Regions from separate parts of the Mus musculus genome. Here region 2 is linked to region 1. Evidence: chromatin loops called from intact Hi-C (ENCODE). Cell type or tissue: heart. All regions are shown on one strand.

What was found. Peaks named below come from ENCODE experiments on the same cell type or tissue, not always from the same donor. Only the 100,000 strongest peaks of a DNase experiment are listed, where the experiment ranks them.
Region 2: it touches region 1 in a loop (2.6-fold over the local background); 9 of 42 quality-filtered maps call a loop at or near these places.

The regions. Positions count from the first base shown.
Region 1 is chr8:77,514,527-77,522,526 of GRCm38, reverse strand. It overlaps Arhgap10 (Rho GTPase activating protein 10), which reads left to right and starts at 4,620. Exons shown (of 23, transcript NM_030113.2): 1 at 4,620-4,897. The coding sequence starts at 4,744. It overlaps 0610038B21Rik (RIKEN cDNA 0610038B21 gene), which reads right to left and starts at 5,471. Exons shown (of 1, transcript NR_028125.1): 1 at 3,949-5,471. In heart, CTCF peaks have their summits at 1,830 (motif pointing right) and 4,705; DNase peaks (open chromatin) are centred at 4,516 and 7,106; H3K4me3 peaks cover 3,658 bases; H3K27ac peaks cover 3,080 bases.
Region 2 is chr8:77,437,211-77,445,210 of GRCm38, reverse strand. All of the region lies in intron 3 of Arhgap10 (Rho GTPase activating protein 10), which reads left to right. Among named protein-coding and RNA genes, the nearest start is that of 0610038B21Rik, 76 kb to the left of the region's middle. In heart, a CTCF peak has its summit at 4,488 (motif pointing right); DNase peaks (open chromatin) are centred at 840, 2,560 and 4,092; H3K27ac peaks cover 792 bases.

The DNA.
Region 1 (8,000 bases):
TTCTGTGTGCTGAAGGTTCCTGGTCCATGAAGGAGGGGGTCATGCTGGTTTGGCTCAGTGTTGTCATCAAGAACTCTCACAGAATCTGAGTTGGGGGGGGGGGGTCACAGTAACTTCTGGCAGCAAGAGCAGCAACAGTTCACGTCTCCCGTCACTCGGTGTAGCCACTGCAATCCTGGAGGGTGCAGAGATTTGGGAGTGACTCAAAATAGCACTAACCGAGCATAATGCTCTCAGCACATAATCTTTCTCAGCACATAATCTTTCTCAAGCTGAGGCCACAAACTCTAATAAATGTAGATGTAGTGAGTATACCAAACATATTTGGACAGTAATTCAGTGGTAAGTTGACTTTTAAGCAAAGGAACATTATAGATTTTTTTTTTTAATTTGAGACAGGGTTTCTCTGTGTAGTCCTGGAACTTGCTCTGTAGACCAGGCTGGCCTTGAACTCAGAAATCCTCCTGCCTCTGCCTCCCGAGTGCTGGGATTAAAGGCATGCACCACCACTGCCTGGCCTTGGATTGTTAACAGTAGTTATGTGTAGGGAAAAGAGAGGGACGAGGGGCTCTTTTAAGCTCTATCACTATGCTCTTTCTTATGGTGGTAAGATAACAAAAGAAAGTGTGTGCCACCTCAATGATTTTTAGATATGCAACTCAGTGTGCTTAAGTACTTCTTTCTTCTCACAAGCATCAATGTTGTACTTTTTATTGAATACTGTTAATGATCCACTGATCCATTGTTCATCTGGTTTACCTGTTGGTAGGCTAGCCTGTCCTTGTTTGCACAAGGGCCATTGAGTGCAATGGGCTGCTTGGCATCACCTGCCTCTTTTCCACAGTAATTGAGAGAATGGCCAGCCTCTCCTGTGTAAGGGAATGCTGCTCCCCTAAGCCGGTGTGATTAGGAATGAATGAGTCGTAGTGGGGTCATCCCTCGAGCTAATGAAAGGCAAAGCTCTTGGGTGTCTGGCAATGTGGAAGGCATTTTGGTTCCGTGAAGGAAGCTTTCTAGATGCTGAAGTCAGTGCTGCTGGCTGACCGTGATGAGAGCTGCAGAGGGAGGAAGCTGGATCAACGACACCTTCTCCGTGCAGAAGCCTCTTTGTATTTTCCTCATTGCTATTGTGTGTTTGTTCTGTGAGACCCAGCCTCAGGGGCTCTGAGAGATTCCCAGTGAGCACTCCTTCATCCCATTCCATCACTTATTTTTGGCATAGCTATAACTTAAGTATAACACTCATAAAAATGTCAGTCTGTGTTAGAAACTATTTATTGTCCCTTTTACTCTGGGGCCCCTTAGCTTATAAAATATTACATTTTCCATTGCAGCAAAACATGTGTCTACATGACTAAGTTCTGGCCAAAGAGTTGAAAAAAAATCCTTTTTAAAAAAAAGATTTATTTATTTATTTAATGTATATGAGTCCTTTATATCTGCTTGTACAGCTTCATGCCTGAAAACGGCATCAGATCCCAGGATAGATGGTTGTGAGCAACCATGTGGTTGCTGGGAGTTAAACTCAGAACCTCTGAGGACCAGCCACTGTTCTTAACCGCTGAGCCATCTCTCCAGATCAAGAAAAAAAAAGCTTTTAAAAAAATTTTTAAAAAAATTTTTTTAATGATATGTATAGAAAGGCTGAGAAAAGCTGGCCTAACTCCACTAGGGCTGAGGTCCTTTGATCTGTTCTCCTTTTTCTCCCCAGAATGCTCTTTGGGAGCCAAGCTATACCGTAAGGTTACATACTTTTTTTTTTTTTTAAAGATGTATCTATTTATTTAGTGTATGAGTACGCTGTAGTTGTCTTCAGACACACCAGAAGAGGGCATCAGATCACATTGCTCTTAACCCCTGAGTCATCTCACCAGCCCCGTAAGGTTACCTAAGTGTAGAATAGCACTTTCCAAGGCATTATGGTATTGTTAAGACGGCTGTCTACTGGGCTGGAGAGATGGCTCAGTGGTTAAGAGCACTGACTGCTCTGTCCCCATTGTCACCTTGGAGAGTTAAAGCTATGCTACTTCTTTCCTGATAGCTTTCCTATAGACTGTCAATCTCCATAAAGCTACAAGAGAGAGATCTCAAGGCAGCTCATACCACCACCATGCTTAAAGGCCTGCAGCAGCACGGGTGACACCTGCCTAGGAGGCTCCTCACACCTGGGCCCTGTCCATACTTCTCCACAGCCACGAACGCACGTTCTGTCTCAGCGAGTTTTTCTGACCTGGATATGTTGTATGAGCAGATGACATTACGGGTGGCTCTCTTGGCATTGTGAGTCCACAGTTCATTGTTCTGTAGCACATGGCATCCTGACTCTCTTTTTTCCCTCGTGGCTTAATTTTGCATTGGTGGCTATTTGGGTTGACTCCATTTTGGGCTATCAGTGGATGTTTTCATTCTCCACCCACCTTCGTGCTCATTCTGTATTGATCCTCTATGTTGAACTCTTTGAGGAAGCCTCTGCAATCTTTCTTTTGGAGGGTATGCCCAGTTGCTTTAAGAAAATTATTTTGTGTGTGTGTGTGTTTGTGTGTGCATGTGTATGTGTGTGTGTGTGTGTGTGTGTGAGAGAGAGAGAGAGAGAGAGAAAGAGAGAGAGAGAGAGCACATATAAGCACAGGTGTGGATAAAGGCCAGAGCACAACTTTTGGGAGTGGTGTCTCTTTCTACAATGTGGGTTGGCTTGGAGACAGACATTATTCATTGAGTAATCTAGCTTGTTGACTTAGTTACAGTCCTGTGACACACTGACCAAGGTGATTTATAAAAGAACATCTACTTGGGGGCTTATTTACAGTTTCAGAGGGTTAGTCTATGCCCATCATGGCGTTTAGCATGGTGGCAGGCAAGCAAGGCATGGTGCTAGAGCAGTAGATGAGAGCTTACATCTTAATTCACAAGAATGAGGCAGAGAAAGACAGTTTGGGCTTTTAAAACCTGAAAGCCAACCTGCAGGCAAACCTTTTCCAGTAAAGCCATGCCACCTACCCCTCCCTCCCCCCCACCCAACAGTTCCACACTAGGGACCTAACATTCAAACAGAGAAGCCCAATCCTGTGTGGGAATCATTCTTATTCAAGCCAATACTCCCCCACTCCCACCCCCACCCCCAGCTTTGTTTGTGAGACAGGATCTTGCTATGTAGCCCTGCCTGGCCTCATACCAGGTAGTCCAGGTTGGCCTTAAACTCTCTATCCTCTTGCCTCAGCTTATGGGATCGAGGATTACTGCAGCCTCAGACCATATTCCTGCCTGGGTTTAGGGTTTTGTTTCTGCAGAGCCTGGAGTGTGTTTCGCTCTTTTGCCAGGCCCTAATTCAGTCTCCAGTTTTTCCCTCCCCCTTGCCTCTTTCTTTCCTCGGTAGACTCCTTGCTGATTTTAGTAGGAAATGAACCTTTCAAACTGCCTAGGAGTTATTGGTAAAAGTCTTTTGAAGTCTGAGGATGGACATTAAAGTGGCCTCATCTGTGGCACTCAAATGGTGCTGTTATTTAACAGAGTTTATAGAGTAGGCATATTTAGATGCTTCCCAGAGGGTTAAGACTCCTCCTACAGCTCACGGGCCAAACAAACTCTTAATTACTGCACTCAGTCGGAACGTTTTTAAAGAATCACTTTGAAGTTTCCTGGTACTATTACCATCATTAAACCTTTACATGTAAACATGTGTTGTGAGTTTGTGAAAAATGTATGCCATGTGTGCACCTGGCACATGTTAATTGCTTAAAAATTGCTAGTTGATAAAGTGTCTCCAGTGTAAGATTTGCTGTATACATTTGAGGAAGGTATTGAGTTCTGCTTTAGAACGCATGGAATAGGAAAGGAGTTTTGTGGGCGCACTGACACGAATTCACACTTGTCCACGCAGCCTCCCATGGTGAAAAACCACAAAAAGTCTGGCATTTACTTTCGGCGGGCTATTTTTAGCAGATCGCCTCTCCTACCCGTGTAAATTTAATCTCCAGAATAGAACACAAGCAGGGTCAACGCGGTTTAGCCACACGCTCCCTTGTCCTAAGCCATTCAGTATGGACACGAAGAAAAATGTTCTAGAATCTGTAGAGTCCACGCTGAGTTGGAGACGTTAAGCATTCCCGCGAAGGCAGCTGATTAGACAAGGAGAGAGAGCACCCGGCGTGCGAGCCCTTGCACAGCGAAGCACCCTTCCTTCGGTACACAGATAAAATGAGTCAATCATTTCCACCCGCCCCGACTTTTAAGTCGTCTGATCTCGGGGACCGAGGCCTGCTATTACAAACCCACCATCCCGTTCGGTCAGGCGTCCACTTCGGGGACCAGCCTGAGTCACCTGGACCTTGTGAGCCGAGATCGGGGAGGTGCAGGCGTCCGGGGGTGGAGGGCACAGACTACGTTCTCCATCGCCGCTGCCTCGGAAGGAAGAGGAGGGGCGACTGCGCGTGGGGAAGAGAAGGAAGAGGCGTTCGGGGAAGGGCAGGGAGGAGGAGAGCCGAAGGCGCCCGGGCGGGAGAGCAGGGGCGTGCGGGCGGGGGCGGGGCGGGGCGGGCGCGCCCGAGGCGGGGCGGGGCCGGGCGGCGGCCTCTGCTGCTGCCGGGGGCTGCCGGGATTGGGGAGCTGCGCCGCGTACTCTCCAGGGTCGCTGGGCTGGGCTGGACATGACCGTGCTGCGCTCGCCGCGCGCTCAGCCCTGCTAGCCGCTCGCTGCCGCCGCCTGGGAGCCCAGCTCGGCCTGCGCCCGCGCGCACCGCCGCAGTCATGGGGCTGCAGCCCCTGGAGTTTAGCGACTGCTACCTCGACAGCCCGTGGTTCCGGGAGAGGATCCGCGCGCACGAAGCGGAGCTCGAGAGGACCAACAAGTTCATCAAAGAGCTCATCAAAGACGGCAAGAACCTCATCTCTGCCACCAAAAGTAAGCGGGGTCCTGTTCGCGTTCGGGCTGCGGCGTGGCGAGGAAGGCGGGAGGATCGTCTTCCCCGGCCAAGTGGGATGGCTCAGTGCTCCTAAGACCGGGCTGGAGGAATAGGCGATTCCTTAGGGGATAAGATAAGCTCCAGGGCATTCCTCTCCCAGGAGGTTCGGGCGCGTTCCTTTCCCCGATCCTGGCCCTCGGTGGCGCGGGAGCGAGGAGCTGTGCGTGGGAGCTGCCCCGGGGCTCCCGCCTGGCCCAGCTGAGCACGCTTTGGCGCCGGCCGGAGCGAATGGAGGCTCTGCTCCGGAGTCAGGTTTTACTGCGCCCTAACGCTGCTTCCAGTCTCCCGCAAAATAGAGACATCAATCAGTTTGATAGTTTTGTCTCCTAACATTTCCAAGTAATTTTTTTTGGAAATGCTTTGGGACTCTGCCTGTAGTTGATATCGTCAAAAGTCCTTTAAGTTACACCTCTTATGTATCCCCTTTCTGCCTTGCGCGACAGCACCGACCTACGTCCCTCGTGAGCTAAACCAGAAAGTCTACCTGGCTTTGTGCTGCCTTCTGCACATTCCTCTGTCTTGTGCTGAGGCGGGTTCAAAGATTAGGGGTTGAAAGGGTCAGTGGGCAGACTGCTCCAGGTTCTGGCCTGCGAGAAGTGCCTGTGAGTAGGAAATTCTACTCTTCATGCTCGAAGCTGGCCACCTCAGTTCCATCTGTATTCAAACAAGCAAGCTAACACACCCTCAAGCCACCTCTGAAGACAACAGAAAGAGAGGTGTATCGAAGCTGTAGTGAGTCTTAGGAGTAGAGGCTGGTTGAAATTTGTGCAGAAACGGTTGTAATGTTCTATAAATGGGCGTTCTCCAGGACCAGGTGCTGGCATCCAGGCCACCCTGGAACCCTGAATTCATTCCTTGAGTTATTGCGAACACCCCTTTCCCTCCTTAAAAGGCCTGATAGTGCAGGAGCCAAGCATAGGTGCTCTACCTATCCTCTTGGGTTGGTTAGGTTCCCTGGCTCAATACTCTCCATCTCTGGGCGTTTATTCCATTTGTTTGTAGACAGCACCCCTGGAAAAAACACCCCAGGTACATTTTCACCCCACCGTTTTGTGTCCAGGAAGATTAAAACGTACTGAGTGTACATTCTCATCCACCCAATCAAGTGCCTGGCCTAGTTAATATTCACTTAATGAATGAGTTGAAATATTTTTTTTAATGGGAAGAATTTAGTGGAGCCATCCCTGTAATTTGGGAAGCAAGTCGCTCAACTTCTCTGGACCATCTCCAAGGTTCCTTTGGTTCTGTGACCTCTTCCGTATTTCAAAGTTGGGACTGGAAATCACTTTTTTGATGAGTGGGTTATTTGCTTGGTGGCTGTGCAGGCCTTTGGCTTTGAGGTTTTCTGTTCTAGGTGGGAAACAGAGGGAGAGTCAGTAAATGTGGAGAAATGACCAGAGGCAGGGAGGTGTGCGGACATCCATGGACTGGGAAGTGGATGTGTAGGATTCCATGGCCAGTGTTCAGCATCAGTAGATGAGGACATACGTGTACCTATTCTTTAAAAACTGTGTGTGTGCTTTTGAGCCATTGTACGCGTGGGAGGTCAGAGGACAGCTTCGGAGCTGGACCTTCCTTTCCGTGTCTATGTGGGCTCTGGGGTTCGGGTGTCAGGCATCTCCCAGTCTGGTCTGTTGGCTAGTAGCTTCCTTTGAAGCTAGGGAGATTAGGAGAGGGGCAGATGGCAGTCAGTTTGGCCATAGGTAGAAAGCTATTTCTGTGACTGCATGTTAGCTGCTCCACTGGCAGGAAGCATGCCTCACGTCCCTGAGGCAGCCAGTGTGTGTGTGTGTGTGTGTGGGGGGGGGGGGGGGGGCTAGTTTTCCTCCTCCTCAGAAGGTAGACCTTCTGGAATTTGTGACTTGTGTTTTAATCCTTGTGCGTATGATTAAAGATGAGACACAAAATGGATGATCTCATTTAAGGGAGCAGCCAGACAGCGCTATCTTTTCTATCCTTATCCTTAACTTTACACTCTTCCCCTCAAGAATAAAAGGGTTGGTGTACACCATTTTGGCAAGTTGGAAAGACCCTGGCCTTTTCCCACTTGGCACATTAAAGTTGTCTCCTAGTTCTTAGGAGAGATTGAAAGGCTGGGCTTCATCAGGAGAACTGGCGATGGTTTTCACTGTGGGGTCTGGCTTGGCGGGGCGGGTAGTGCAATTCTTGCCATGCTTCCCCCATGGCCCTTCTTGGCAGCACAAGTCAAGTTCCCTCGAATTTGGAAACCTGCGGATGAGGTCACTTAACCAGTTGTCTTTCCGGAACTGTGGAGTCTAGAGTCTAGAAAGGACTTTTCGTTAGGGGAAGGGTCTGCAGAAAGAGCAGTTATCAAACTGGGCAAGATTGCCAGGTCGCCTGTTTCTTGGTGTTTTATAATTTGGTTTGCAGTTACTCTGTGCCTTTTGTGTTTTTCTTTGGGTGGTGCATTTAAGTGATTTCTGTTCTTCATTGGCCTGCAAGGCACCTTGACTTGTCATTCGAATGTCTTGAAGCTTTTTTTTTTTTAATTCTTCCATAAATATTTAAGGGAGCTGGGGTCCTGTAGGGCCTGAAGGCCTGTTGGTGAGTTCTGTGGCCGCAGGAGGTAGCTTCGACAGTTTGATGCTCTTGACACCACAGAGAAGTCCTGTCTTTACGGATGGTTTCGGCACTTAATCTGAGCAACAGTTTTGAACTATCTGTACTCTGCCAAGCTCTTGAAATAAAGGATATGAAACGATACAAGTCGAGCCTGGGCTGTGGAAGTGAACTCCTGCAGTCATAGAAGTTTGGAGGCCAATGTAGGAGGATTCCTGGCTTGGGGTCACTTTGGGTTACAAAGTGAGACCCTATTTTAAACAAGCAAACAAACAAACAAACAAAAACCAATTAAACTGTGGAGCGGCTGGAGCGAGAGCCAGGTCAGCACTTGAGCACATACTGCTCTTCCAGAGGGTCAGAGTTGGATTCCTAGCACCCATATTAGGTGGTTCACAATCCTTTGTAACTCCAGCTCTCGGAGGATATGATGCCTCTGTGGCACCTGGATTTGCATGCATA
Region 2 (8,000 bases), 77 kb after region 1:
CCTTCCTTCCTTTTTTTTCTGAATATCTTTTTTGTGGGACTTTGGGCTTTAGCAGGTAAATTCATCTGTCTGGAAGTTGGCTACCAACTCCCTATCTGTTTAAGCTGTCAGCAGCATGTTCATATGCCTACTCCAGACCTAAGCAGGGCCATACATCTTTAATTTAGCAAATACCACTATGTGCTTGCTACATGCCCAGTGCTGGGTTGTGACAGTGTGACACAGTTCTGTCTCTTGAGTAGGTGGATATCCACTAGGGGAAGTGGTCAAAAGCCTGTGCGCTCAGTAATTCTGCAGTACCAGAGGCAGTGGGGGTCCTGGAGAGGTCAGTGCAGAGCCGGCATACATCAGTTAGTCACTTAAGCACAGCTGAGCTGAAATGCTGCGTCCGTCTTGAGAGGGAATCTGCTTCCATTTCAAGGAGAGTGAAGTATGTGTTTGAGTGTCCCCCAAACTCCTCGGTTGCTATTAATACAGAGTTTACGGGTGTGGCTCAGTATAGAGGGTGCTCAGAGTGAAGATTCAGTCCCTGGCATCCAGCAAAACTATGAACTGAAATCCGTGACTCACTGGAAAAGGAAGCAGGCAGAGTACCAGTTTAGGAAAAGAAGTCACTGTTTGCTTTCACACCCAAACATTTGGTCTTCTTGAGCGGATGCGCTCAGCGCTGTCAGTGTTGTGTTTTTCAGGACAGGGTTTCGAGGTGCATAACTTTTTCTTGTAGTGTTTCTGACCCTGACTGTGGAAGTGAAGAGACCTAAACTAGGGATCTGAGCTGGACCATAGTAAGAGGCCAGACCTGGCAGGGTTGCGTGTGTGCATGCTGTCTGAGGGGAGCTGCCAGCATTCCTGTGATGTTCTGTGTGGCCTGACAGGACATGCTGTGCTTATCTGAGGTGGGCAGCTGTCCAGGAGTCTGAGGACTTTAAAAATAGTGTGGCAGCATTTATGAGCATCTCTAAAAAGCCCTGTGTACTGTATTTACTTCTCTGAGTAAATCCTTTGAACAGACTGAGTTTTGTTTTCTTGCCAGCCTGTGAGGATTCAGTTTCTGAGCATCCTGGCAAATCAGAGTTGGGGTTTGGACTAGAGAGTTAGAAAAGATGCAGGAACAGTGCGTGGGGGAGATGGAAGGTGGAGCTTTCCAGGGGAGCCCAGAGGCACCTTAGACGCAGGAGGTCTGGGCAGGGCAACCTCTTCACCTTTATGTATTACACACACACACACACACACACACACACACACACTTTCTGAGTTCTGCTATAACCACTTTGGTGTTTGACACTTGGTTTTTATTCTAAACTATAACTTTTTTCCTTTCTTTCTTTCTTTCTTTCTTTCTTTTTTTTTTTTTTTTTTTTTTTTTTGGTTTTTCGAGACAGGGTTTCTCTGTGTAGCCCTTGGCTGACCTGGAACTCACTCTGTAGACCAGGCTGACCTCGAACTCAGAAATCCGCCTGCTTCTGCCTCCCGAGTGCTGGGATTAAAGGCGTGCGCCACCAACGCCCGGCTATAACTTTTTTCTATAGAAATGTTTTATAATGTTACTGAAGTAATATTAAAGTAAATGAATGTTTTTGCTTTTTGGTAGTGCTCCTTCTTCAGTGTGTCCCACAGCAGGTGTTCTTTGAACATGGTGTCTAGGCCAGCATCACCATCTAGTGTGATGGTTGGTTTCCATTGTCACCTTGATAGGATTTGGAATTGCACAGGAGACCCGACTTTAGGCTTGTCTGTGGGGGCGTTTCCAGAAAGGGTTAACTGAGTGGCAGTGTCCACCCCATGTGGGCAGCACTGTGCTATGGCTTGCTTCATTCCTGCTGTGTTCCTCCATGACTGATCATATACTCTTTAACTGTGGGCTTCCCCGTGACTGACCATACAACTCTTGTTGAACGTTGCTTATGAATGTGAATTTATACCATAAATGGTATAAACCACTTGACGGTCTATGCTTTCTGTTCACAAGTCACGTGTGTAATAACAAATGAGTAGTCAGTTCTCCTCCTCCAGAGAAAGTGACACATTTTTCTATGACTCTCTTACTTTGTTTTAAAAGCTGTCCATGACAGTGTGAGGCGTAGTGGGCCACACCTTTAATCCCAGCACTTGGGAGTTAGAGGCAGGTGGATGTCTATGAGTTAGAGGCCAACTTTAGGACAACCAAGCCTAGACAAATTAACCCCGTCTCCGAAAACCTGATACAAAACTACACAAAAGCAAAAGTTGCCCGTTACTTATTTTACAAAGGTTTCTTTCTTTCTTTGAAAATGATGATAATATTTTCATTTAATTTAATTCATCATCCTTTTGTTGTATATGTTTAGTCAGGTATGCATGCTATTGTAAATCTTGCTGTCAGGAATGTCCCGGTTGGGGATTCATTTTTGCATATCTAGAATACTTAAGGAATTATATCCATGATAAACGTAACTCGTAATTGTGGTATGAGTGTGACTGATATGGCCAGGAGACTTGAAACCGTTTTTGGGAGAAGCCTTCTTGTCCCATGAGTCAGTGTCTTCTCTGCCGACTCATTGTCATGTGTGACTCTCCTGTCTCATCAGATTGTACTTCCCCAGTGGAACTCATGGTTCCTCTATTTCAGATTCTTTGTTTCTAAGGAATTGGCTTACTTTGGATTGTGCATGTGCCCACAGAACCAGGAGCCACCAGAATCTTGCCAGCTCGTTCCTACAATTGTCTAAACTACAGTGTTATTGGAACCAGCTGGGTTGACTATCTCATGGCGCATACTTCTCGATGACCTGGGGCCTCACGGATCATGCATGAGTTAGAAAGATGAGAGGAAATTGTAGCGCACTGAAGTGAACAGTTGGTTCTACCTCACTAAGTTGGAAACCACTGCTCTGTTAGGAGACCTGCAGAGGAGAGAAACATTCTGTCTTTTGGCTTCAGCTGTTTGTAACTTTGTCTTTTTCCTCACCTCTTCTTGGCCAGGGTGGGGGTTGGGTGGGATGGGGTGTGGGGGGATGGGGAGGGAGGGGCATAGGCTGGAGATTGAATCCTGGCTTTGTGCTCCCTTTGGACACATTGTCTCAGCGGTCTGCACCAGCTCTTTCCCTCCAGCTTTGAGCATGGGGGAATATGTGTAATCAGTACATCCATGGCTACCGTCGGCTTGAGTAGATGCGAGTTTGGGTGTTTCTTCTTGCCTGTGTAAACAAGTGCAGGTTGTCAGGATTTCAGTTCAGTCCTTAAATGATGGACTGGTTACAGAGGGAGAGGTCAATCTCTCTTAGCTTAGAAACCTTGTTTAGAGACCTAGTTAAGTCAATGAACAATGCAGCTCTAGCAACCAGTGTCTCTAAAGTGGGTGCTAAGTTGGGAGTAAATCCTGGATATTGAGGTGGGATACCCTCTAAAGGAGCGCTATGTTTCCAGTATTCCTGGAGGTACAGAGGGAGAAAGATTTGTATGTGTGTGTATGTGTGTGTGTGTGTGGGGGGGGAGGGTGGGGAACAGATTTTGGTGACTAAGATGGAAGGTGATTCAGAAGTGTTTGGGCTCTGAAGAAGTTTTAGAAATATCTTAACACAAGTAGTTTATTTCTTTGTTCATACATGTATGTGATGAAAATAAACCAACTTTCAAGAAGCTCTTTGGAGAAACTGAAATATAAGTTCACATATAATAAAGCGTAATAATACTTTTCATTATAGTATAGGAGATCCTGGAGGTCCGGTGTGTCCCGTCCCCCCCCCCCCCCCCCCCCCGCCTTTGTGGCATGCTATTGTCAATAAAGATGGTCTTATTCTGGTGGTGGGGTTTGTTGGAAGTCAAAGGGATTACTAGCTGCCGTGATCCTGTGGAGAACTCTTGGGAGTTTTGCCTGTCACTCACTAGTCCTGTCCCTGATGCAGGGAGAGGGAGAATGATGGGTTGTGGACTTCGCTGCTGCATTAGTGTAAAGGCCAGGCCCCTCCTTCCGCAGCCTCTAGCTAAGCACGGCCAGGGAAGGAGGCTCACGCCGGTGGACGGTCTTGCTCAGCTTTCTCAGAGTCACTTTGAGCATAGCATGTTACCATCTCGGCCTCCCCTCTCCTTTCCCCGGCCACTCCCTTCATTTCCTGGGGTCAGATCCTCATCTAACCGTCAGCCCCTTGGGAAGCCTTTCTGGGCTGGCTCCCCCTTCCTCTGATGTAGACCTTGGCTTTTGTAGCCTTTTTTTTTTTTCCCCTGTGTCTATGTATTGTTCTGACTAGCAGAAACAAACTTTTGTATCAGATTTGTTGGTGGGGCACAACAGCAGGCAGAGACTCTTTGCTAGTGTTTGTGTTATCAACAGCAGCTGGACATTTTGTGTTTGTGTACACTGCTCTTTTCATCATCTAAGTTGTTAGGGCTTCAGTCACTGGCAAGGCTTTTTTAATAGTAAATTTTTGAGTGGTTTTTCTTTTTTCTTTTATGTGTCTGTGTCTCCATGTGCATATGCCATACTTGCATGGCTACCCATACAGGCCAGCAGGGGGCGATGGGTCCTCCGAAACCGGAGTTTCTGGAAGTTTGTGAGCCTCTGATGTGGATGTTGGGGATGAAAAACTTGTGTGTTTTTTATTTCATATGCAATGGTGTTTTGCCCACATGTCTGTCTGTGTGAGCATGTCGGATCCCCTGAAACTGGACTTACAATCAGTTGTGAGTTGCCAAGTGTGTGCTGGGAACTGAGCCAGGGAAGAGCAGTCAGCGCTCTTAATGGCTGAGCTGTCTGTCTCTGCAGCAGCACATAGTTTTAAAAGCCCGTTCTTTCTGGGCTTGGCCATGTTCTAGCTCCTGAGGGTGCAGTGGGGATTTGAGCTTCTTGTATAAGACAGGTGCTTAGCTTGTAGCCATCTAAGGGACCACATTAGCATGAGCCCTTCAGCCCAGGTGGTGGCCCCCTGCCAGTCAAGGGTGGCCCGTGCACCTAGAGAGGCTGGAGGCCCCAGCCCCTTTTGTTGGTGATGAAATGCTCATTTTGAAGAGTTCTTTCTTTGATTTTTTTCCCCTTTTGAGTTTGCTGCCTTATTGAGTGCAGTATTTTAACTCCAACTCTGTCTATAATAGCATCGATTGAAGGAACTATAATTTTCTTTTTCTTACTTACAACTGGAAAGCCAAACTTTAACATTCTGTCTAAGGATGCTTTTATAGCCTTCTGAGAGACTAACTTCATCACTTATTTCTGTGGGTTTTGAGTTCCTTCTCACAGTGTTCTGCCCAAGTATTTATTTTGTTAAAAAGATAAAATGAGGGTCCTTATTGCCACACATGCAGAGAGGAGAGAGGACCAAGGTTAAACAAGGCTACTGGGTCCAGTGTCCTTGGTACGCTAATGCCCTCCTGAGATGTCCAGCAGTTTTTGAGTTATGGTTCATATTAACTAAGTCTAAGTTAAAAATTGTTACCAGTAAAAGGCATTAGATTTTAAAATTACAGTCAAACACTGCTTTTTCCTCTCAGAGTTCATCGTGGATTTGCTTTGTTCCTCTCCCTTTTAGCCAACTTTTGCCTGATGTGTGTGCATGTATGGGATGTGTGCATGCAAGTACACATGCAGCCTAAAGACTTTGTAGAGCACAGATGTTAGGAAGGGGACTCTTAAAGTTTTATAATTCATAGACTTGACTTTTTTCTTTTCATTTCTTTTTCTTTTCTTTTGTTCTTGTAAATCTGAGCCTAGGCTATAGGCAGTATTCTGGGAATAAATCTAAAACAGGTTTTTAGAACTGTAGTTCGAACCTTCTTGATGTGTTGGTTTCAAGGTAATTGGAATTTAGGATTGAAATCGATGAACATTCTCAGAGGATCCTTCTTGTTCTTACTGGAATAACAATAGAAATGTGGCAGTTGGACTAATAACTGTGAAACGCTCATTGTTGGGATGGAGGCGATCTGTACTGTTCACGGGGTGGCTGTGGACTGAGCACTGGGCCTTCAGTTCTCTTGTTTTCCCATCCTGATTCCAGACCTACACACCGTTGACCTCAGTCCTTAGCTGATTTTCAGACCTACACACCGTAGACCTCAGTCCTTAGGTCTAGCTGTTGCTATGAGCTCATTGCAACCCTCTGGCCAGTGGTGGTGCACACCTTTAATGCTGCCGGCCAGGAGCCAGAAACAGGGATCTCTGTGAGTTCCAGGCCAGCTTAGTTCACAAAGTGAGTTCCAGGCCAGCCAGGGCTACACAGAGAAAGCCTGTCTCAAAAATATCGGCCAACCAAATAAATATAATACTCACTGGTTTTAGTGAATTTAGGTTAGTGATTTTGAGTTATTACTATACAACTAATGTGTTTTAATGTTTGTTTCTTTAACAGGGCTAAGAGTCAGTTTAAGCTGACCTTAAAAACCAAGGGCTGTACTGGGCTTTCTTGGCATCTGACCCTTCTCTGGGTGCTGCCCTCTTCTCTTGCAGGTGTTAGGTATTGGTGTCATTCTTTCTTTTTGGCTGAGGATATTTGGATAACAAAACAAAATTATTTTCTGTGCTGAAAAGAGAGAAGCAGTTAGGGCCGAGCCGCAGTGAGCAGAGAGTGGCCTTCTGATCGTCTCAGAAAGGGCGCAGCGGCTTTCTGACGGTCTCGGTGGCAGGGCACACCTTGCTCTGCTGAGGTGAAGATGGAATGATTTCTCAATGGCAGAATTTTTTTTGATTCAATTCTTTTACCAGCTCAGCTCCTTAAGAAAAATAAGAGCACTTAACTGGCCATTTTAATCGTATGAGACTGGGATGTACATTGACAGGAAAAGCTACAGTCCTGGAGAGCAGCCAGCTGGAGAAAGGGTCACAGTGTTGGGAAATACAATGAATGTGTGAGGTGTATCTGGCAGGCCCACGCCAAGATGTCCCCCAGAGAAATGACATCCTGTAACGGATCTGATAAAAAGGGGGAAGGGACGGGAGTGAGGCCCTGGAGAGAGGGAAGACACATGGGAGCAGAGCTATGAGGGCAGAGAAGAGGGGACAGAGGAGGGCAGAGAGAGACTACACGTGGAAACAGTGAACTGGGGTGGCAATCAGTTCTTGCAAGGTGTGGGAATGGCGGCAGGTGATGATGTAAGCCTTGCTTAGGTCCCTGGAGGTATCTAGTGAAGTTGCTTGTAAGCTCCCACACAGCATGAGTGTGGATATGGAGGGTAATTAAATTATTTAATAATGAATTGGTTTAGCCGGGGAAAGTTTATGCAGCAGTATATATCTCACTGCATGGCTGCACACAGGACAAAGCACTGGGAAGAGGGAGGCCTACCAGTGGTAGGTAGAGGTAAGGGAGGGACGTGAAAATGAGCTAGTCCCATGATGCCTTGGGTTTGAAATATGCCATAGTGAGATCATTGACCTTGTACACCTGCTGAAGATTAATGTGTAAGAGCAGCGTCTGCTTTAGAAATATTTCACACAGTTCTTTAATAGAAATAGTTATCTACACTCCTGGCACCTTAGACAGTAGGGCGTGAATTATCATGACACAGCTTCACAGCACAGCTTAGAGAGCACCATGTAATGGCCACATCTGAGGGTTCACATCCTTTTGGTATAAGGTACTCCACTTTCTAAAATCTTTCTCATGCTTTCAGAGGGTGTATCATCCCAAGCCACAGGGCCCTATTGACAGCATAGGTGACCAGGCCCTTACAGACAGCCCTGAGGGGTTTTTCCATGTGTCTCCAAGGGTCTGGAACTACCCACTTCGCTTTGTTCTGTGACAGGGTGTCTCACTGGCCCAGAGCTTGGTGATTTGGCCAGGCTGGCTGACTTGTGTGCACCAGCCAGGGTCCTCTTGTCTCCGTCTTCACATCCTGGGATTGCAAACATGTGCCTTTATGCCGCCCAGCCCCCTTTAAGATAAATGTAGGTTCTGGGGATCATTATATTGCTCTTGTTTTATAACCCAATCCAATTTGTGATCTCAAAGCACCTGAAAGTAGATTTGAGACTCGATAGGCACTGTTTGGGCTAGGATTCTTCAAACAGCTGCTGTGGATCAGAATAAGGC